2 separate regions of the Mus musculus genome follow, and region 1 is linked to region 2. A link is a loop called in an ENCODE intact Hi-C map of the cell type or tissue named here. Cell type or tissue: left cerebral cortex. All regions are shown on one strand. Each heading gives the region's core, and the rest is flanking DNA. Links, peaks and the distances in the headings are about the cores only. Region 1 overlaps Fgd2 (FYVE, RhoGEF and PH domain containing 2). Region 2 holds the start of BC004004 (cDNA sequence BC004004).

Region 1 (11,182 bases), core at 1,938-9,937, 100 kb after region 2:
TGCCAGACCTGGTATACCAGGAAAACGGGAATGCCAGAGGGTTTGCTTATTAGACAGAGCAACGTTGTCTTCTGAGGAGTGGCAAGCCAAGTTGTCCACCCTTCTCTTCTACCCCTGTAGGAACCTGAGGAGAAGAGGGTCGTGCGAGAGCTTCTGGAGACGGAGCAGGCCTATGTGGCTCGCCTGCACCTGCTTGACCAGGCCAGTGGGGACCCCTCAAAACCCATCATATCACAAGTACCGATGCCAGCCCAGGACTTGGCATTAACTCAACCCACTGACATCGTTGGGTGGCTTTGGGAAAGCATCAGAACTGAGCCCTTTAGCACCTCATGCATTGTCTTCGGTCCTGGCCAGCCTCATACATGGCAGCCTCGTTTGATTGTCCTCACTAGATGCCCTTTACTTCAGCCAAGGAACACCCAAGGCCTAGGAAGACACATATGGGGCTGTTCCCTCTTCCCTTGGCCAAGCCCTAGGGAGTCCTGGCTTGTCTCCCATCTGTAAGGTGGCCTGAATCCAGTCTTTCCTGGCCATCTCTCTCAGCTGTGTGGCAAGGATGCAGGCCTGACTGCTGGGGTTGTGCTGTCCCCCTGGGGCTGCAGGGCTGGCTAGCGGGTGGTGACTTCCTCTTTGAGTAGGGCGTGAGCAGGTGCGGGTTTCCTGTGCAGGTGTTCTTCCAGGAGCTGCTGAGGGAGGCAGGCCGCAGCAAGGCCTTCCCTGAGGACGTGGTGAAGCTCATTTTCTCCAACATCTCCTCCATCTATCGTTTCCACGCCCAGTTCTTCCTTCCCGAGCTGCAGCGGCGCGTGGATGACTGGTGAGGTCCCAAGTCACGGACCCAGGCTGAGGGGCCTGGGAGGCCTGTGTGCTTGAGTTTAATTCTGACCGTGGCTGTCTCCTCGCACAGCTGAGGAAGATGGGGCCATCCTAAGCCCTGTGACTTAAGAGGTCAGGGGAGTCATGGTACTGACTGGGTCCCTGGCCTTGATCTTGGCATCTGTTAACAGGCTGGTTTCCTAGCCAGCGGTGCAATGTCCATGTCACTGTTACATGAGAAGCCCTGATCCCAGCACCCACATGTTGGCTCACAACCAGTGTAGCTCCAATAGCCTTCTTGTGGCCCCGGTAGACACCAGGCATGCACATGAGCACATACATACATACATACATGCATACATACATATGTGCAGGCAAAACACTGATACACACAAATAAATCTAAAGAGAGACGGGATGGAGGGCTGGGGAGACAACTCAATCAGTAAAGATCTGTTGAACAAGCCCACAGACCCGGCTTTAATTGCTGGGACTCACAGTGAAAGAGGAGAACCGGCTCCCAAAACTGTCCTCTGACCTCTATGTGTGTGCTATACTACAAGCATCCCCAACACACACACACACACACACACACACACACACACACACACACACGAGTGCGCACACACACATGCACACTCATACGTAATGGTAATAAGTAAAATAAACTTTAAAAATGAGAGATAGAGTGAGGTGGAGACCAGTCTGGTCTACATAGACCTGGAACAGTCTGTCAGGGCTACAAACAGGCCTGTCTCAAACATAAAGAAGCAAGGTGGGGGATGGAGAGATGGCTTAGCGGTTAAGAGCACTGACTACCCTTCCGAAGGTCCTGAGTTCAATTCCCAGCAACCACATGGTGGCTCACAACCATCTGAAATGAGATCTGACGCCCTCTTCTGGTGCGCCTGAAGATAGCTACAGTGTACTTAGCTACAATAATAAATAAACCTAAAAAAAAAAAAAGAAGAAGCAGGGGGTGGGGGGTAAAGGGGAACCGGCCTGTAAGATCACCTAACACCATACCCATCTTTTCTGAGGAGAAAACCAAGACTCAGAGAAGCTTCCACAAGGACATATGGGTACAATAATGAGTGCGAAAACAGGCAGCCGTCCTGGGCAGAACTTTCGTGCAACCCATACCATCAGCTACACGCAGTGCCTTCTGCAGTCTGGCCAGCCAGGCCTTCATAGGCCTCACAGGGCGGCTAGCCAGGGACTAGAGACTCAGAGTTTAAAGAGGAGGCAGATCCTCAGGGCACTGCTCTCTTACATCTGCCCCAAGGGTACTGGAAGGGCTGTTGGGAGCCTGGGAGCACGGAGAGTGTGGATCCAGGCTGACTGCATCCCCTCCCCACTTAGGGCAGCCACGCCCCGCATTGGGGATGTGATCCAGAAGCTGGCCCCGTTTCTGAAAATGTACAGCGAGTACGTGAAGAACTTTGAGCGGGCCGCGGAACTGCTGGCCACGTGGATGGACAAGTCTCAGCCCTTCCAGGAGGTGGTCACCCGCATCCAGGTGAGGGGCATGGGGGAGGAGCCTGCACAGCCACCTGGCAACCTGCCTCATTTCCCTCTCCCCAAGCGGTTTGGACATCCCCAGGCCTGGCACCCCGTTTTCTCTGCGCTCACGCTTCCGCCCCTTGCTCCCTGCTCCCCAAGTGCAGCGAGGCCTCCAGCAGCCTGACCCTGCAGCACCACATGTTGGAGCCTGTGCAAAGAATCCCGCGGTACGAACTGCTGCTCAAGGAATATGTGCAGAAGCTGCCAGCCCAGGCCCCAGACCTCGAAGATGCCCAGAGTGAGGACACCCTGGGGCCCAGGGAGCCGGGGAGGGCTGGCCTGAGGACCTCCTAAAATGGTTCTGATAACCTGATTGAAGATTGATTGATTGATGATGATCAATTGGTCCTTTATCCATGGTATCCACACCACAGCCACAGATGAGACAGGAGAGCAAAGCCCAGAGAGGTTAAGTGACTTGCCCATGGTCACACAGTCCAGAGAAAAGCAGAGCTAGGATTTGAACCTACACCTGTAGAGCATACCCTCTGGATCTGGCTTTGCTCTGGGAATGAAGAGAAGTCGTAAATCGCTGAAATCATAAATCTAATCACACAGTTTCCCAGTGGCCTCAGTGTCCCCATCCTGGGTGGCTTCCGCCTTCTAGACACTCACTATGCTGGACTGCATAGGCAGGGATGTGCCCAGTGGGAGTTATAGCAGGTCCCCCTGCCCCCAGGTCCTATTGTGGAGCCCGAGCCCCAGGCTGCAGGTCTCCAGGAATGACTGGGGCTCTGCTCTCTTTCTAGGAGCACTGGACATGATCTTCTCAGCTGCACAGCACTCCAATGCAGCCATTGCAGAGATGGTGAGCATCCTGTCCTGGGAATGGGCATGGGGCATTCCCGGACACACCCTGTCTCTTGGTCCTTGTATCCACTGATCCTGCCCAGGGTACCTGCCCCACCCATCTACCCCCTGGCCTTTGGCTCCCTCATCCCATCCCCTTAGGCACATTATCAAGAAGCTGGGACCCTGCCCAGTCTAGGCTGAAGGTGTGCCCCATCTCCAGGAGCGGCTGCAGGGCCTGTGGGATGTGTACCAGCGCCTGGGCTTGGAGGATGACATCGTGGACCCCTCCAACACCCTGCTCCGAGAGGGCCCTGTTCTCAAGATCTCTTTCCGCCGCAGCGACCCAATGGAACGCTACCTGGTTTTGGTAGGGGCTGCTGGGTGGTGGAGCGGCCAGCTTTGCAGCCAGGTGTGCCCCAGGGAAGCAGAAATCAGTCGGGGCTCAGGTTGGCTTTAAAGCCTGTGCTGCCTGTGTGTACTCTAAAAGACAGCGCAGCAGGAGGGAATTAAGTTAGCTGCCCAGAAGATCTGCTGGGCTGACCCTGGGAAAGCAGAATCTTCTGAAATCAGGCTATTGTGATTATAAAAAGATAGAGAGATAAGAATATGTTCTATGGGGGTATGGAGAGGTGTCGAGGAAGGTGGTGCCTCAGCGGGTCCATGCCAAGGCATTCCTTCCCACTGAGGGACCAGCCAGACAACTGTATAGTATAGAATAGAGTTTATTCAGGGCTTGGGGAGGGGAGTTAAGAGAGTAATAGAGGCAGAGAAAGGAAGAGAGAGGGAGAGTAGAAAAGTAGAGGCCGGCCATGGCCATGGGGGAAGGGAATAGGGAAGGGAAGAGCCCAAGGGGGCAAGAGAGAAGCAAGCGGGAAGATCAAGTAAGAGAGAGGAGGGGCTAAGCAGCCCCTTTTATAGTGGGCCAGGCCTGCCCGGCTGTTGCCAGGTAACTGTGGGGCGGAGCATACCTGGATGGTGCCAGGTAACTGTGGGGGTGGAGTTTAGCTACAGTGTGGCTATCTTGAGGTGTATTCCTCCTGTCAGCCCATAGGCTCCTCCGACTGCTTTGTTCCCCCGCTGCTCACAGCAGAGGGACTTTTAGAGCCCCGTCAGTGCAGTGTGGGGGTGGGGGTGGGGTGGGGGACTGTGCTAGACAGTCACAACCTCACCCCCAACCCAGATCACCAGCCTAGAATGTAGCCAGAAGCGTGGGGGAGGGGTAGTGAGTAGGTCACAGGAAGGACCCAGAGCTGCTGCCCATACCACCTCATGTCCTTCCAGTTCAACAACATGCTTCTGTATTGTGTACCCCGAGTCCTCCAAGTGGGTGCCCAGTTCCAGGTGCGGACTCGCATCGATGTGGCCGGCATGAAGGTGAGCTGTCCGCAAGGGGGCCTCAGGGTGGGTGACAGCAGTGGGCAGAGCAGGTCCTTGTAAGGATGATATGGCTTCCTTGGGGGACGGGGTGCGGTTCACTCCTCTGACAGCCTCACAGTATTTCCTTTGCTGTTTGCACCACTGTGGTAATGTGTGGCCAGTGTTCTGAGCCTGCAGGTCCAGGTGGGTCTAGCAGCCAGGGGTGGGATGAGCGGAGTGGAAGAGGGGGAGTTGAGGAGTCGGGAGCTCTTCCATGAGGGTTCCTCTACAATGTTGCTGGGGATGGACCCACTGCCTGAGATAGTTAGCAAACACTCTGTCCAGCCTTAACCCATCCCTGGAGTTCTGCGTTTCTAGACGACCCCAAGGGACGCTGCCTGGTACTCCTGCCCACATGCTCATATGTGAACAGGACTGGAGAGCAAGGTTGGCCCAGCCCCTGGCTGGATGTATCTTCAGCTAGAGTGGAGCTCAAATGAGTGGGCCCAGCCCTGCGGTCTCCCACATCTCTATGATGTCGGGCGTTGTCATCCCTGGATTAAGCATCTTTTTGCTCTCCAAGGACAGTTGTAGGGCTGTGGATGCCGCTCAGTTGCTAATGTGCTTGCCTAGCTTGCATGCATTCCTGGATTCCATCGTCAGCCCTGCACAAACTGGGTGGGATCAGGGCAAATCTGTAATCAATCCCAGCCCTGAGAACCCTGGAAGCCAGGTGGCAGAAGACCCTGGCAAGAGTACCCAAGTCAGAGGCAAAAGCTCAGAGGTACAATGGCTGAAGCCCAGGATCTAACCCCAGTCTGCACCCCGTGAAGATCTCCAGAGTGGGAACACCACCTGAGGGTTCATAGTGTCTCACATGAGTTAGCTGGAGTCTTTCACGTGTGCAGCCCCTACTTGAGGCTTCTAGCCTCCATCCTGAGATGGCCAGAGAGTCCCAGAGGCTGGAGAGTAGGCAGGTGTATCTGATAGGGGCCCTTATGAGCAAGTCTGAGGGAGGAGGTAGAGAGAGGCCCTTAGTGAGCAAGTCTGAGGGAGGAGGGTAGTGAGCAAGTTTGAGGGAGGAGGGTGACCTGATTAGGGGTGAGAAGAAGACATTGGAGGAACATAGCAGAGATCAGCCAACCAAGGCTGGATGTGACGGTGCACGAGTTTAATTTCAGTACTTAGGAGGCAGAGTTAGGTGGACCTCTGTGAGCTTGAATCTAGAACTGGTCTACACACTGAGTTTCAGGCTAGACGGGTCTATATAGCAAGTTACAGGCTAGCCAGGGCCACAGAGTGCAACTCTGTCACAGAAGGAGGAGGAGGAGGAGGATGAAGGACAAAAGACACAGAACCCAAAGGAGATTCACAGCCTGCAATCCCAGCACTTAAGAGGCTGAGGCAGGAGGATTACTGCAAATTCAGGACAGTCTGGATTGTAGTGAATTCCGAGCTGGCCTGGAATACACAGAGAGACCATCTCAAAAATAACACATACACACACACACACACCACACACACACACACACACCACACACACACACACCATACACACACATACAAACACAGACAAAAACAAAAAAACAAAACAAAAGACAAAACAAACCTGGGTTTGTAATGTAGCTCCTTTGGTAAAAGGTTTGCTTAGCATTCACTGAGCCTGGATCAGAGCCCCAGTACCCAGTAGCCCAGGAGTGGTGGCACCCATCTGTAATCTCAGCCCTTGGCAAGTGGTGGCAGGAGGGTCAGGAATTCCAGACCATCCTTGGCTACATGGTGAGGTTAACGCCAGCTGCGACCATGTGAGAAAGCCACTAATTCCCTGTATGCCTGCTCTTGGCTGCCACCGTTTGGCAAGTCTGTCTCACTGGCTAGCAGCCCCATAGCACCCTCTGCTGGACATTGCTGGACATGGTGGGTGAAGAGCTGTCTACAACAAATGGAAACCACTTTTTGAGTCAGGCTTGAGGGACAGAGGGGCTTGAACCACCTTAGCTGTTCTACCGGCCTATGGCCTATGTATGACCTGGTCTGAGCTGGCCCTTGTGTTTCCCAGCCTAAAAAGAAGGAGAGGTTACACAGGCGTGCCATCCAGGAACCTCACATAGAACCCAACAGGTTGTACCCTGCACAAGGATACCTTATCCCAGAGGTGCCATCAGTAGCCAACTGTGATATGTCATAGATTGCAGATTTACAGTGAAAGCTGGCCAGCAGGTGGCAGTCAAACATCTCATTCTGACAAGATCTGGAGATGTGCCAGTTGGCCACAGATATCAGGAGATCAGGAGAGCCTTCTGAAGCAGGCAGGGGGTCCTTTGTTGATGAGCCCAAAGAACTGTGTGGGATAGAAAGACCCTGAACTGAGCCAGACCTCCAGAGTGTGGTTAAGCCAGCCCAGCGGGAAGCTAAAACCTGGAGGCTCAGGGGCTAAAGAGATGGCTCAGCAGTTAAGAGCACCGATTGCTCTTCTAGAGGTCCTGAGTTCAATTCCCAGCAATCACATGGTGGCTCACAACCATCTGTAATGGGCATCTGATGCTGTCTTCTGCTGTGTCTGAAGGCAGTGACAGCGTACCCACATATACGAAATAAATATGGCCAGAGCGAGTGGGAGCGGGACCAGAAAAAATAAGAAGAAAGAGAGAGAGAGAGAGAGAGAGAGAGAGAGAGAGAGAGAGAGAGAGAGAAGGAGGGGGGAGGAGAGAGAGAGAAGGAAAGAAGGAAGGAAGGAAAGAAATAAAGAAAGAACACACAAACCTGGAGGCTCCAATCCCAAGGCATCTTGACTCAGACCCAGAACTCCCTGGGCTTCCCCTCTCCTCTCATAGCTTTCCAGCCCTTCCTGCCTGGACTCCTGCAAGCTTTAGGCCTCCACTTGCCTTTCCCGATCCTTCCTCTGACAGGAATGGTAACAGTTCATCCAGGTCTCCCACGCTGCCCCCTCAGCGCCCGCCCCTCTATTCTCAGGGCATCTGTCCTTCGCAGCAGGTCTCACAGGCCTGAGCTGCAAAGTGGCGGCTCTGCTCCACGTCACCCAGGCTCCCCACATCCAGCAGGATACAGGGTCCAGACCACACCCAGCCCTCCCTGATGTGAGTCTGTGCATACAGCACAGTCTCCAGCCTCAGTCCTTTTATTTTTTTAAGGCTCATTTATTTATATGAGCAGACTGCAGCTGTCTTCAGACTCACCAGAAGAGGGCATCAGATCCCATTACAGATGGTTGTGAGCTACCATGTGGTTGCTGGGAATTAAACTCAGGACCTCTGGAAGAGCAGTCAGTGCTCTTAACCACTGAGCCATCTCTCCAGCCCCCAACCTCACTCTTTTTTTTTTCCCCCGAGACAGGGTTTCTCTGTGTAGCCCTGGCTGTCCGGGAACTCACTCTATAGACTAGGCTGGTCTCGAACTAAGAAATCCACCTGCCTCTGCCTCCCAAGTGTTGGGATTAAAGGCATGCGCCACCACTGTCCAGCATCCAACCTCACTCTTGATGGCAGAAACCCAATGCTAGGTGCCTCATTTTGCCCCTTAAAAGCTGTGTGACCTTAGGCAGGTCTTAAGCCTGTTCTCAGCTTCCAGATCCAGCGCCATGTAACTAAGGATGAGACCCACTTCCCAGGACTCCTGTGAGAATGACTTTTTATTATGGAAACATTTAAGCTACGAAAATAACCCCAAAAGTTTTCATAGACTCAAGTTATGTCGAGGTCCAGCTTCTATTTCTGGTGACTGTTCAGAACCGTTCCTCCACTCCACAACGGGTCATTGTCGGTGCTGCTGACATAGTTACAAAACCTTCAGTCCCATTTGTGCAGAGCCGGCTGGGGAAGGGTTGCTCCTGCCCTCAGTGCTGGGGTGTGGGTCTGATGGCTCCTTCCTCCATCGGCAGGTGCGGGAGCTGACCGATGCTGAGTTCCCACACTCCTTCCTGGTGTCCGGAAAGCAGCGCACACTGGAGCTGCAGGCCCGGTAGGTGCTGGGACTGGGGGACACCAGCAGATGAACCAACCGGCTGGTACCGTCCTCAGCATTGGGTTCGCTTTCCTTCCGAGCAGGTCCCGAGATGAAATGGTTTCCTGGATGCAGGTATGGACACTCCAGGGGAGTCTGAGCCTAGACTACTTGAGAGGAAGGGGAGAGAGAGAGAGAGAGAGAGAGAGAGAGAGAGAGAGAATCTCAATATCTATGTGTGTGCCTGGTTGCTTCATCTTTCTGTAGAGTTTGAAGCCAGCCCTGACTTCTGACTTCAAATCCTGCTATGTCCACTGGAGCTACTCTCTCTCTCTCTCTCTCTCTCTCCCTCCCTCTCTCTTTCTCTCTCTCTCTCTCTTTCTTTCTTTCAAAGATTTATTTATTTATTTTATGTATACTGGTGCTATCTTCAGACACAACAGAAGAGGGCATCAGATCTCATTATGGATGGTTGTGAGCCACCATGTGTTTGCTGGGAATTGAACTCAGGACCTCTGGAAGAGCAGTCAGTGCTCTTAACTGCTGAGCCATCTCTCCAGCCTGCAACTCTTTGTCTTTAGGACTTGGTTTGGCATGTATAACCTGGAGCTGATAGCTTCCCTTCATGTAGAGTCTGGGCCTACTCCAGGCCACATTTAGCCAATGTATTGGGTGTGGCTAAGATGCCTTGGGCACCGCCCCTCACCACCCCAAACCCCACCTCCATTCAGGCCTGCCAGGCAGCCATTGACCAGGTTGAGAAGCGGAGTGAGACCTTCAAGGCTGCTGTCCAGGGACCTCAGGGGGACACGCAGGAGCCCAAGGTAATAGGACCGTCTGCACCCAAGACTGAGTTTCAGGAACAAAAAGTGTCCCCCAACCAGGACTGACATTACCTGAAGGACCTAAGTAAGCCTTTCCACCCAACAGAACCCTCAGGTCACCCAGGGCCAGAGTTCCCTAGTTAGCGGTATGTGTCTTGTGTTGGATCAGAAGTTCAAGATTACTCTCTAATATTTAGTGAGTTCAAAGCAAACCGTGGCCACATGAGACCCTAACTCAAAAAGAATCTTCAAAAGTAGAAGTAAAAAAAAAAAATGCCTTTAGCTAAGCATGGCATCAGGCCTATAATCCCAGCTCTGTGAGTTGGAGGCCAGCCTGGTCTATATAGTGAGTTCTAGGCCAGCCTGGTCTACATGTTGAGTTCCAGGTCAGCCTTAGCTACATAGTGAGACAGTTTCAAAAACAAACAAAGCAAAAATTCCTGCCATTGGAGCCTTGAGAAGAGCTGCGTGAAGACCAGGAAGGACCCCTGAGTAGCCAGGCTTGACCAGTGGATCTGAACAGACCAGAGAAGCAGGGAGAGTTGAAGGTGGGCTTTCAGATCTCAGCTCTGAACTTGGCTTTCTGGGTGACGCTCTGTGTGACACCCCACCCCCAGGCCTGTTTCCTTACCTCTACAATAAGAATATTAGCCAGTAAGCGACCTCAAGTGGAGGCTGGGGGACCTCCAAGGGGTACAGGATGCCTTGAAGCGCCCACCCAGCCAGCTGCTCCCCTCCCTCAGCCACAGGTAGAGGAGCTGGGTCTCCGAGCGCCTCAGTGGGTCCGGGACAAGATGGTGACCATGTGCATGCGCTGCCAGGAGCCCTTCAATGCCCTGACTCGTCGGCGCCACCACTGCCGGGCTTGCGGCTATGTGAGTACAGATGTAGACATGCAGAGACTGGGGAACCCAGGGCCTGCCTCTGCTCAGGACCTTCCTACCTCCACCACCAGGCTCAAGCTGCATCCCCATCCTGGCCGGCTCTCTGGCCTGGGTGTGTCCACCATCCCTGCACTTCCCACCTGTGATGCAGTGTGAAGCTTCCTGCTTCAGGGATGGGGAGGTGGGTCTGGGGAAGGGAACTGGCCTGCTGGAGCCTCCTTCAGTGACCTGCCCATTCACCTGCCCAGAGCTGAGAGGTTCTCTATCCCTGGATGAGCATCTCTTGTGCATGTGTGTGCTCTCTTGTGCATGCTCTCAAACACCAAATGCTTAAAAAAACAACTGGGCGTGGTGGCGCACACCTTTAATCCCAGCACTCGGGAGGCAGAGGCAGGCGGATTTCTGAGTTCGAGGCCAGCCTGGTCTACAGAGTGAGTTCCAAGACAGCCAGGGCTACACAGAGAAACCCTGTCTCAAAAAACAAACAAACAAACAAACAAAAAACCAACAACAACAACAACAACAAAAAACAACAACAGCTCCAACCAAATGTACTGGTGCGTGTGTGTAATCTCAGCACATGGAAGGAGGAGGTAGGATCAGAAGCTCCAAGCCAGACTGGGCTACATAGTGAGTTCTGAGTCAGCCTGGGCTACACAGTGAGTTCTGGGTCACCCTGGACTACATAGTGTAGCCTGGAACACGGTTACATGAAACCCTGCCTCAGAAAAACAAATAAGGTTGATGAAAAGAAAAAAAGTATTTAGTCATTAGATGAAACAAATTTCTCAATAATGACAGGAGAGATGGCTCCGTACTAAGAGTACTTGGTGCTCTTGCAAAAGACCCCAGGTCCAGTGACACCCCCTTCTGGCCTCCACAGTCACCCGCATGCAGGTGGTGCACACTCACACAGAAGACATAGGAGGAATTGAGTGTTTAAATTCCTCAATAAAAGCATAATACACTCCCAAGGCCCACAAGC
Region 2 (11,182 bases), core at 1,635-9,634:
TGTAAAGCAAATAGGCTGGTTACTTCAAATGTCCACATACACCCATACGAGTGCTTTTATTCTCTTCTCTTAGTGCCTTTAAGGATAAAACAAGGCAGGGGGCTCCTGCTGTACATTACCCACTGAGCTCTGGGGAGAATCTGTATGGCCCAGGTTCAGGAGGTCCAGCAATGTGAGCACTCTGTAGAACTGGGAGCGAGAGCAGTGGTGCGTGCCTTCCTAATGTCTACACTCAGGAGCCAAGGGCAGACAAAATGGGGCTCAAGTCAGTAGACAGGGCAGACCAGGCTCCAAGCAGGGTTCCCTTCAATCAGTATGAAAACCAGGTTGCAGGTAAATCTATAAAATGCACCATTTCTCTGCTAAAACTGGAGGGGTGTGTGTGATACAAAGCCTTCGGGACAGGAGCTGCTAGCAATAGTAAACTGAGCGCAATCACACACAAGGGAGGCAAGGCACTAGGAGGTGGCTTAATTTTATATATTAATATAAATATAATAGAATGTTAGGTAAGCAGTCTATTCTATCCAGCCCAGCCCAGCCCCTGGACTTCTGATCCTCCTGCTTCCACCTCCAGAGTGCTAGGATTACAGGCTTGTGCAACCACACCGAGTATATATGGTGCTGTAGCCCGAGCTTGGGGCCTCGGGCATCCCCAGCTCAAAGATCACTCTTGGATTTTGGAGAAAATAAATTTTCTTCTACTTCCAAAGAAATTTGTTCAGACAACTCTACTTGTCCCGTGATGTTTACACATCTGTCTCCTTCACCATAATCCAGATTTGTGTTTTCAAAAATCCAGGTCCTACGCGCATGGCTTGTGTGATCAACACACACTTGTTGAGAAAAAAAATGAGTGAGTGAGTGAATGAATGAATGAAGATGGAAGGTGGATATAGGTAAATGAACTAATAAACGTCGTGGGGAAAGGACAGCAGATAGAAATCGTCGAGGTCTCCGGGATGTTGGAGGGGCTCCCCTGAGGTCCCTTCAGAACTTACAGGTACTCCCGGCCGCAGCTCTGTGCGTGCGGGCAACCTGCGAGTCAGGCCGGCCACTGCGGCACGAACCCGCGTCCCCTCCACCAATTCCTCCCCCACCTCCAACCCTCACCTAGTCTCCAGGTAGACGTTGGGCGGCTGCCAGGTGTCTGGGGGAATCGCCGCCATGCTGAGCGAAGGTATCCCCCCCGCTAGCAATCACTACTTCCGGCGGAGTTAACCCGGGACCCGCCCCTGGGCACACACTTCCGGTTCCCGCCGATCCGCCCGTTTGCTTGACAGGATTTAGGGCGCTGGGACAAGAATGACGAAGGATCCTTCTTTCTAGGCTGGGAAGAGGGTTGCAAGTCGAAATGCTCAGTGCAGGAACTCAGACAAGTGCAAGATTCTCCAGGGGCGATTCGCGCCACGCTCCGGAACAGTGATTGGTCTGTTTTGGCGCGGAAGGCGGGAACAACCTTCTTCACTCTGATTGGAGGGCTGGAGAATTTCCTAGTTCCCAGACTTGGGTGATGCCCCTGGCTGGCTTTGAACTCAAAAAGATCTGCCTGCTTCTGTCTGCCGAGTGCTGGGATTTAAGGCGTGCACCACCACGCCCAGCGTCTATTCCTTAAAGCAATCCTGTGGATGACAGGAGTCCCGTTTTTCAGCGGAGAAAACTGAGACTCCGCCGTTAAGTGCCACATGGCAAATCTGATCCCACAGACTCCAAAAGCAAAGAGCATGTGGAAAGAGGAAAAGGCTGGGAAGAGAGACAAAGCTTAAAATGACTGTCCCAGGAGATAGTGGTGCACGCCCCCAGCGCTGGAGCGGCAGAGGCAGGGGGATCTCAGAGTTCAAGGCCTGTACAAGGTCTCTTCTACAGAGCGAGTTTCAGGATAGCTAGGACTACTCAGAGAGGTATCCTTGGAGCTGGAAATGCAGGCCAGTTAGTAGACGGCTTGCCTAACAGGGCTTAGTGGGTAAAGTACTTGAATTTAGGTCCCTAGGACCCATGCAAATGCCAGGTAGATATGCACTTGCGGCCTCAGCAACCGGGAAAGCAGAGACCATGGGGAAGAATCCAGGGAGCTGGCTAGCCATCCAGTCTAGCCCAAATAGCTCTCTCCAAGTTCAGTGAGCCACGAGGGAAATGTATATTTTATATTGAACATCCCATAATTAACAACAAAGAAGTAGGAAAATATTTACAAGACTTCCTGAGTTCTAAGATGCATCTACCCTCCCACCCACCCACTTCCTGCACAGCAAAGCAAAAATTGAGCAAATGCTTACTCTTAACAACCTACGGCTCTTCAGAAAATTGAGCAATGCATATTAAAGAGAAGCAATCTGAACCGTAGTGTGCAAGGTACTTACTTACAGGCCAACAGAGCTGTGGGTGAACACTCTGGGGAGGCTCTCCCATTAAAGATCAGATAAATAAAAAAGACTTTAATTTTTTATTTATTTTGTGTGTGTGTGTGTGTGTGTGTATCTGGGTTTGTATGGGCACACAGGAGCCCACAGAGGCCAGAAGAGTGTGTCAGATCCCCCAGAACTGGAATTACATGCAGGCTCTAGCTGGCATATGGAGGTTAGGAACAGAGCACCTGAACCATTTCTCCATCCCTAAGAATGACATTTTTCATGATTAAGGAAAATTATTTTTAAAAACAGTCTCTTGGACCGGAAAGGTGGCTCAGAGGGTAAAGTTACCTGCTTCCAAACCTGAAGACCTGAATTCAACCTGGGACCCATACAGCAGAAGAAAAAAACTTCTCATAAGACACACAAATACACACACACACACAGAGAGACACACATATACACAGAGAAGAGAAGCGGCAGGGGCTCTAGCTCAGTGAGAGCTTAGTTGCCCAGCATGTCAGAAGCACACACTAAACCATCAAAAGCAGCTAACTTCCACAGCCTAAAATTATAGATTTTATCTTATCTTTTTTAGGGGTACTTTTTTTTTTTTTTTTTTTTTTTTTTTTTTTTTTTTTTTGGTTTTCGAGACAGGGTTTCTCTGTGTAGCCCTGGCTGTCCTGGAACTCACTTTGTAGACCAGGCTGACCTCGAACTCAGAAATCCGCCAGCCTCTGCCTCGCAAGTGCTGGGACTAAAGGCATGCGCCACCACGCCCGGCTGGGGAGTACTTTTTAATTTTTTTTTTTTAAGTTTTGTAATGTTTTGGCATTTTCGATGTGTTCTACAATTATGTTATATTAAGGCAGGCCAACGTCAACTTAAAAATAATCCAGTGTCGAATCCGACCCTCAGCTCAGCACCATTTCTGACCCATATTTGACACTGCACTGTGAGGCGGCCTGTCAGCCTTCTCTGTGTTTGTGAGGGTGAGTGAGCGGTGTGAGCCTTTACTCCTCACTCACCAGTAGGCCTTCAGGGGGCTTCTCCCCAGAGATCTTAGGGGCCATGTGATTAGGCTACCCCATAGTTAGACATTCCTGTCCCTTCCTCCTCCTCCCTCGCTTTGCCCGCTTCACCCCTTCCTTCCCTTCTTCTCCCTCCTTCTTGGGCATGGCTTGCTCTTCAGGCTTCCCTTCAACCTCTCTCCCTAGCGACACCTAGAGAGACTTAACTCTGTCTGTCTTCCTGTTCTCTTTCTCCCTTAATCTTCATGGTTTATGTCATTAAGAATATCTTTATAGGGCTGGAGAGATGACTCCGCAGTTAAGAGCACAGACTGCTCTTCCAGAGGACCTGAGTTTAATTCCCAGCAACCACATGGTGGCTCACAACCATCTGTAATGGGATCTGATGCCCTCTTCTGATGTGTCTGAAGACAGTGACAGTGTACTCACATACATGAAATAAATAAGTCCTTTTTAAAAAAAAAAAAGCCTTATAAAAATCTCCAACTCAGCTTTTAATTAGTTAGGCCTGAAAACCTCTGCTATATCCAATTCATGACTCCTGAGTCAAGGTCCCTAAAAGACTAACAGACAGTTGAAGGTGACATGGGGCTCTAGGTCTCTGTCACTGTGTTACCTCTGACATCATGGGGGCTCATTCCTGAGTCCACCCAAAGCATCATAGGTGAGTGTCCCTGACCACTGCTTGGCTATGTGTGGTCTTGGTTTCTTTGCTTTTCTTTTTCTGGGCAAATCCCAGTTAATGTTTACCGAGTGATGCTGCCACAGAAGGTAGAATAGATTCATCTACACTCTGTTCCTAGCTCGGAACAGTAAATGTCTCTTCTTGGGAGACATCATCAATAAGGTTTAATCCCCCAGATTTTTTAAAAGGTTTTTTGTTTGTTTGTTTGTTTGTTTTTGTTTTTGTTTTTGTTTTTTATATGTACATGAGTACACTATTGCTCTCTTCAGACACACCAGAAGATGGCAATGGATCCCATTACAGATGGTTGTGAGCCACCATAAATTGAACTCAGGACCTCAGGAAGAGCAGGCAGTGCTCTTAACTGCTGAGCCATCTCTCCAGCCCTTCCCCCCTCCAGCCCTGTTCAAGAGAACAGCTAGAGATGCCTTGGAAAGAAACTCCCCAAAGCAGCCCAGTCTGTGAAACACCTTTTTTTTTTTTTTTTTTTTTTTTTTTTGGTTTTTCAAGACAGGGTTTCGCTGTGTAGCCCTGGCTGTCCTGGAGCTCACTCTGTAGACCAGGCTGGCCTTGAACTCAGAAATCTGCCTGCCTCTGCCTCCCGAGTGCTGGGATAAAAGGCTTGCGCTACCACTGCAAGGCTAGCCCTAAATTCTTAAAGACATTCTCTGTTCTCTTCCAGCCTGTCATCTAAGGAGGCTGCCACTCTGATCGTCACTGTTCTCTGTAAAGCTGGTGTCCTTAGGGAAACAGAACTGTACCTCTTCAGTGCAGTCTCACCTGTCTCTCTTTGCCTTGCAGCTTCAAGTGATGGGAACTCTGCTAACCCCAGTTCTCTCACTCGGTGAGGTTCTGAAAAGGGGACTTTGAGAATTTCCAAGGCCACCATAGATGAATTTAGGCTCCATATATTCTCCTTTTTAGTTTTTTTGTTTTTTTGTTTATTTGGTTTTTCGAGACAGGGTTTCTCTGTATAGCCCTGCCTGTCCTGGAACTCACTCTGCCCGGCAGCTACAGACAGTTCTAAGCCATTGTGTGGGTGCTGGAAAGTGAACTCTGGTCTTTTTCTGGAGCAGCAGGTGCTTGTAACTCCGGAGCCCTTTCTCTAGCCTGTGTAACTGTCATTTTAAGGGGTTAAAAACAAAGTCAGTTCTGGCAGGCTTAGTATGTCAGCTGAGGGTACAGGTAGTAGTGGGTGTCAGGAAAGGAGACTTATTTGTGCCTGTATGGGGAGAGCGTAGAGTGGCCTGGTGGCCTGGAGTCTTTGCTCTGGTTCATCTGACCCCATCTCACAGTCACCATGGCTTTTGAGTTATAGCATCAGGGCTGAGCCCAGCATTTTGTTTCAGGTCCCCGGGTAGAAATCAGTTAAAGGTTCTGATATAGAGGCTTGAGAGATGGCTTGGCTGTTCAGAAAGCTGTTTTCCCAAAGAATTTGAGTTCAGTTCCCAGAATCTATATCATTCTGCTCACAGTTGTCTGTAAGTCCAGTTCCATGGGATCCGGTGCCTCTGAAGACACTTATGTGCATGGAGAAGCGTACACATACTACACACACACACACACACACACACACACACACATATACAAACAGTTGCTGACTGCCACTCCCTATTTGTGAGAGAAACCTGCAGTCAGTTAACCAGCTCCATAAACCTGTTTGGCTGGTTCATGGTCAGGTGTTGTGAGAATGTTCATGTTACAATATATAATTCTTGAAGCAGTTTCCTAAGAGTACAGTGCTTAGTGATGCTTACCACAGAACCAGCAGTCAATAGATACAAACGAGTGAGCCAAGTGTAAATGGGAATGAATTGAGTCAATGAGTCCGGACCCCTAAAAAAATTTTTTTATTATTATTATTATTGTTGTTATTAATATTTTGAGACTTCTACGACTGAGAAGGCGCAGTAGTGCCATCTGGACGTCAGGGGGAGCAAGAGCACAAGCTTTTCAGATACCGCGAGATTTGCCCCGCGCCCCGCGCCCCGCGACCTCGCCAGATCTGTTTCGGAACCTGGGGCGCAAGGAGCTTTTCCTTTGTGTTCCAGCCCTGGCCGGCGGCGCGAGAACCACTTCCGGGTCGCGCTGCCGGAAGCAGGAAGTTGTTGGCCCACCCTCCTCGCCCGGCGGCTGCTGTCCCCGAGGCGGGAGGAGCCCGAGAGGGCGCGGGCCCGCATGTGAGTGACTGGGGCCCGAGGCCGGGAGGGGGGAGGCCGGCCGCCCTCCGCGGCCGCCGCTGCCTCGCGCCGCCCTCCTCGCCGCTCCCGTCCGCGTTCTGCTGACTGACAGCACCCCCGACCGCTCCCCGGGGCAGATCCCCTCTGACATCTTTCCCGAGGCTCCGCGGGGAGGGTGACGGGGTCCGACACTGCTCGAACTTGGTTCGCAGACGTGGCGGCCGTGTCCGAAAGCCCTGACCCCGCTTGCCAACCTGTCACAGATGCCTTAGCGTCACCCCTGAATGGCCCCTTCTTAGACATCTTAGCCCAAATGTTAAGGAGGAAGTACTTAATTTAATTTTATTTATTTTAATGTGGACTTAATGTGATAAACTTGGCGTCTCAGAACGTGGCATGGCACACTGACCCGTTTGCAGTCAATCGCCTGCCAGTACGAGAAAAATAAGCTGCCTAGTGTTTCCTTGCATTTTAAGACTTAAACCTTGCAAGCCATGTGTCGTGAGTATGCTATGTCAGAAACATAAAGGGACACGTTTGTCTTTTCACAGTGCCAGGCACAATGTCTTTCACAATGGAAGTACAGATTCACAAACTGGGTTTCGTTGGCTGCAATTTTGCCAAGATTTCGAGATTTCCCTTGACAGCTGGCCATCACCGAAAATAGAATATATCATTCCAGTCTTCACTGGTGATATTAACTCTCACCGGAGACTACACATCCCACAGTAATTATATGTCTATGTAGGCTATTGAATAGCTGTGTAAGGGGTAAAGAGGCCACAGGAGTTCTAAGAGGCCTTACATGAAGCAGAAGACAGATGTAAAGAGAAAGACAAGTATTCATGATAAGGTATGAAGGCTTTGGAGCTGAGGGAGGCCCGGAGCTAGACTTCACCATTGAGGTGAGCTTGGGAATGAACTGGAAGATGGTCCAGAAGGACACACAGGTGGCCACATCAACAGTGGCAGGAAGGGGAGGATCTTGAGCTCCAGAGATTGGTAGGAGTTCTCTGCTGTCAGCCTTTAATGAACACACTCGTGGTTACACGGGCAATGGGGGCTCTTGTCATTATAGCTTTAGAAGTGTTCATGGGGCTCAAGTGAAGGTGATCGATTTTTGCCACTTTCTAGGGCATATGATAAGTTGGTTTTATTTAGTGTATTTGATAATGGATCTCCTGGTGTGAATTCAGTACCCTTATGTGTTCATAGAGTTCTAATTTATTTTGATAAGTTATGGTTGGTTGGTTGGTTGGTTTGGTTTGGTTTTCCTCCCTGGCTAGCCTGGAACTCACTCTGTAAACCAGGCTGGTCTCCAGCCCTCCTCTGCCTCCCAAGTGTTGGGATTAAAGGCGTGTGTCACCTCATCTGGCAGCCTCGATAGGCCTATAGGTGGAAAACTCTGTTTATTAACTTTTAGAAGTAAGTGGTTGTCAGTCCGTTCTGCGTGAGAGACGCTAACAGGTGGTGGAACCCTATGCACAGTGAGGCGTGGTGTGGTCTTCCTGCTTCTGCATTCCCACTTAAAATAGAGCCAAACGCTGCTTTTATAGAATGGAGTCACCTCGGGCAAGGTACAACCTGAAAACTGCTGTTTCACACAGTATGAAGTAACACATAACAAGGCACACACAGCTTACAACCCCACACATTTTATGATCTGAAAGCCTGTATCACTTTGGTATCGAATGTTCTGTAGTCATCGCACTCTTGGTAGTAGAGATTACGCCTACATCTTCAGAGTCAAAGTCTTTCCCTTGTTCACTGGGTAGTTCCCAGTGTGGAACTTTTTATGGACCTCTCTCCCATTTGGTTAACTCAAAGTTGACTTGTTTCAGTTTCTCTCTTAAGAACACACGGGGAATGGGGGTTGGCTCAGTGGCAGAGCGCTGGACTGGTATGCGCCAGGCACTGCTCAGGTCCCCCTACTGAAGGGAAGCAATGCAGATTACAACTTAAGTCAGGCATGCTGACGACTGCCTTTAATCCCAGCACTTGGGAAATAGACTACATGGAATAGTTTCTTAAAACCAAACCATCCCGAGACCCCAGCTATACATGTACATGTATAGTATATGTATACACAGGTGGGCATGTTTGTGTGGAAAGTTCACCTTTGCTGCCTTGCAGTTTGGGCTGAGTGTTCACACATCCCAACTTTTATACCAGAAAGAGCCAAACTCAGGTCCTGAAATAGCAGTAACCGCCCGTGGTCAGGGAGCCCTCCTGCAGCCTGCATTTTCTCCATTCTCCAGTTCTCTGCCTTGGATCATTTTTCTGTGACCCAGTTTAAATGTCTGTCCTCCCTGCCTATTCTCTGACATTCAGAAAAGGTGAAGGTGCTTGCTTCCAGGCCTGCTGCTCACTAAAGCGACACCAGGCTGATGTGTATCAGGAGGAAGGGCACTCGGGGAACCACGAGACATGGTTTGGAGACAGTGTTCAGCGGGTCCTTTCTTTGGATTTGTTCCTTCATTGGGTTCTTTGATTTTTTTTTTTGTGTGCTCTCATTTTCTCTATTTTTAAAAAAACTTTTTAAAAGTTAATATGTGCATTGGCGCTGGAGTTACAGACAGTTTTGAGTTACTGGGAACTGTAGTTACTGGGAATTGAACCAGGATCCTCTGGAAAAATAGGCAATGCTTTTAACTACTGAACTATCTCTCTAGCCCCAAGTTGTTGTTGTTGTTAATATTAATATTCTGAGTGAGTGTATGCACCACATATATAATAAGAGGCCAGAAGAGGGTTCAGGTCTCCTGAAACGTAGGGGTAGGACTTACACAGTTGTGAGTTGTGGTGTGGGCACTGAGAACCGAACCCAGGGCCTCTGAAGTATTAGTAAGTGCTCTTAATCTCTGAGGCGTCTCTGCAGTCTATTTTCTCCATTAGTCTGCTTTGAAGAACTCACAGTGTAGATTGGGAGGAGATGGAAGACAGGCTTTTTAGGAAGATGCCTGTGAACTAGCATGGTAATAGAGACGGTGAGGACGGCTTAGTGGAAAAACAGGACAGACCAAAGAGGTGGCAACTAGGCCAAGTAGGCTGTGGTATGGGTTAGACTTCATCTTATAGCAGTTATCAGTAAGTGTTTCATTTACTTGGATATTAGAACAAATTTTGCATGTGCCATTGTGTAATCCTCAATTGCAGTAGCTATAATTATTCACCACTATCACCTCTCTTTTTTTGGATACAGGGTCTCATGTTTGAGGCTCCAGGCTAACCTCACACTTGCTATGTAGCTGAACTCCTAATCCTCCTGACTCTAATTCTGACTCTAGTTGAGTGCTGAAATTACAGATGTGTTCCCCACATCTGGTTTATTATCCCCCCCTTTTTTTTAAAGATTTATTTATTTATTTATTTATTTTATGTAAGTACACTGTAGCTGTCTTCAGACACTCCAGAAGAGGGCATCAGATTTCGTTAGGGATGGTTGTGAGCCACCATGTGGTTGCTTGGATTTGAACTCTGCACCTTCAGAAGAGCAGTCGGCGCTCTTAACTACTGAGCCATCTCACCAGCCCCTTATCCCTTTTTCATAAGTGAAAAAATTCTAAGATTTAAGGAGTGTATCAATAAATAGAGGAAACTAGGTGAATCCAGATTTCTCCAGCTCTAGCTCCTGTGTCCTTAGCAACCGTGCTAAATTGTACCCCAGAAAGACGTAGGGCATCTTGAAAGGTGTGTAAACCTGACCCACTGTTTAGAAAACCACTGTCAGCCGGGCGTGGTGGTGCACGCCTTTAATCCCAGCACTCGGGAGGCAGAGGCAGGCGGACTTCTGAGTTCGAGGCCAGCCTGGTCTACAGAGTGGGTTCCAAGCCGGCCTGGGGATAAATAAACAAATACATATAAAAACCACCTGTGAATAAGAAAAAGGTTAAGCTGAAGATAAAAACTGGAAACACAGAGATGACCGTTATCTTTGTGATAGTCCACGGTAGAAATTTTTTTAATTATTTATTCTCCTTCTCCTTCTTCTTAATAATAATCTCTGTCTTATGGCCCAGATTGGCTTGGAATTCACTGTGCAGACAAAACTGGCCTCAGACTTGCAGAGATCTTCCTGGCCCTGCTGCTGAGTGTTGGGGTTCCAGACGTCATACCTATATCATTCAGTGGTGATTTCATGGGCAGGAATGAGGCAGAAAGGAGAGTTTCCATTTAAACTCAAGAGGACTGGTGTCTTCATTAAAAAGGAAAGACAGACAGAAAGGGAGGGAGGGTCTAAGGGATAGCTCAGCAGGTGAAAGAATTTACCGTCGAGTGTAATGACCTGAGTTTGATCCCTGGGACCAACATCTAGGACACAGTCAACCACCACATGTGTGCACGTACACAGAAGAAAGTAAACATTTGAAGAGGGTGGGGAGGAGGCTGAGCTGACAGGATGACAGGTTCAACTACACGCGCCTTCCTCAGTGGGGAATCAGGTCAGCCCCGTGGGTAAATAAGAGGTTGGCTCTTGAGCTCTATAAAGAATTGTGGTTGGGGGGGTGGGTATGGGGGACCTTTGGGATAGCATTGAAAATGTAAACGAGGGGCTGGTGAGATGGCTCAGTGGGTAAGAGCACCCGACTGCTCTTCCGAAGGTCCAGAGTTCGAATCCCAGCAACCACATGGTGGCTCACAACCATCCGTAACAAGATCTGACTCCCTCTTCTGGTGTGTCTGAAGACAGCTACAGTGTACTTACATATAATAATAAAATAAATAAAATTTAAAAAAAAAAAAAAAAGAAAATGTAAACGAGGAAAATACCTAATTAAAAAAATAAATAAAATAAATTCTCTTTCATACAAAAAAAAAAGAATTGTGGGCTGAAGAAGATTTGGGGATCACTCAGCGTTGTAGTGGAAGCTATGGAAGGAATGGGAAAATCAAGACAACTGCTACATAGTTATCTCTGGTGTGAGAGAGAGCAAGACA

What was found. Peaks named below come from ENCODE experiments on the same cell type or tissue, not always from the same donor. Only the 100,000 strongest peaks of a DNase experiment are listed, where the experiment ranks them.
Region 1: a loop joins it to region 2, with 10 times the contacts of the local background. A loop is called at or near these places in 30 of 42 quality-filtered maps.

What each region holds. Positions count from the first base shown.
Region 1 is chr17:29,364,791-29,375,972 of GRCm38, forward strand. Fgd2 (FYVE, RhoGEF and PH domain containing 2) reads left to right here. Exons shown (of 16, transcript NM_013710.4): 3 at 121-201; 4 at 672-820; 5 at 2,181-2,337; 6 at 2,481-2,619; 7 at 3,131-3,189; 8 at 3,394-3,540; 9 at 4,455-4,547; 10 at 8,428-8,507; 11 at 8,594-8,624; 12 at 9,221-9,313; 13 at 10,057-10,188. Among named protein-coding and RNA genes, the nearest start is that of Fgd2, 9.5 kb to the left of the region's middle. In left cerebral cortex, for the core only: CTCF peaks have their summits at 6,418 (motif pointing left), 6,618 and 7,707 (motif pointing right); DNase peaks (open chromatin) are centred at 6,415 and 6,736.
Region 2 is chr17:29,262,759-29,273,940 of GRCm38, forward strand. It overlaps BC004004 (cDNA sequence BC004004), which reads left to right and starts at 6,030. Exons shown (of 9, transcript NM_030561.3): 1 at 6,030-6,244. It overlaps Ppil1 (peptidylprolyl isomerase (cyclophilin)-like 1), which reads right to left and starts at 1,213. Exons shown (of 4, transcript NM_026845.4): 1 at 1,114-1,213. The coding sequence starts at 1,169. In left cerebral cortex, for the core only: a CTCF peak has its summit at 5,998; DNase peaks (open chromatin) are centred at 5,744, 6,092 and 6,731; H3K4me3 peaks cover 2,047 bases; H3K27ac peaks cover 1,992 bases.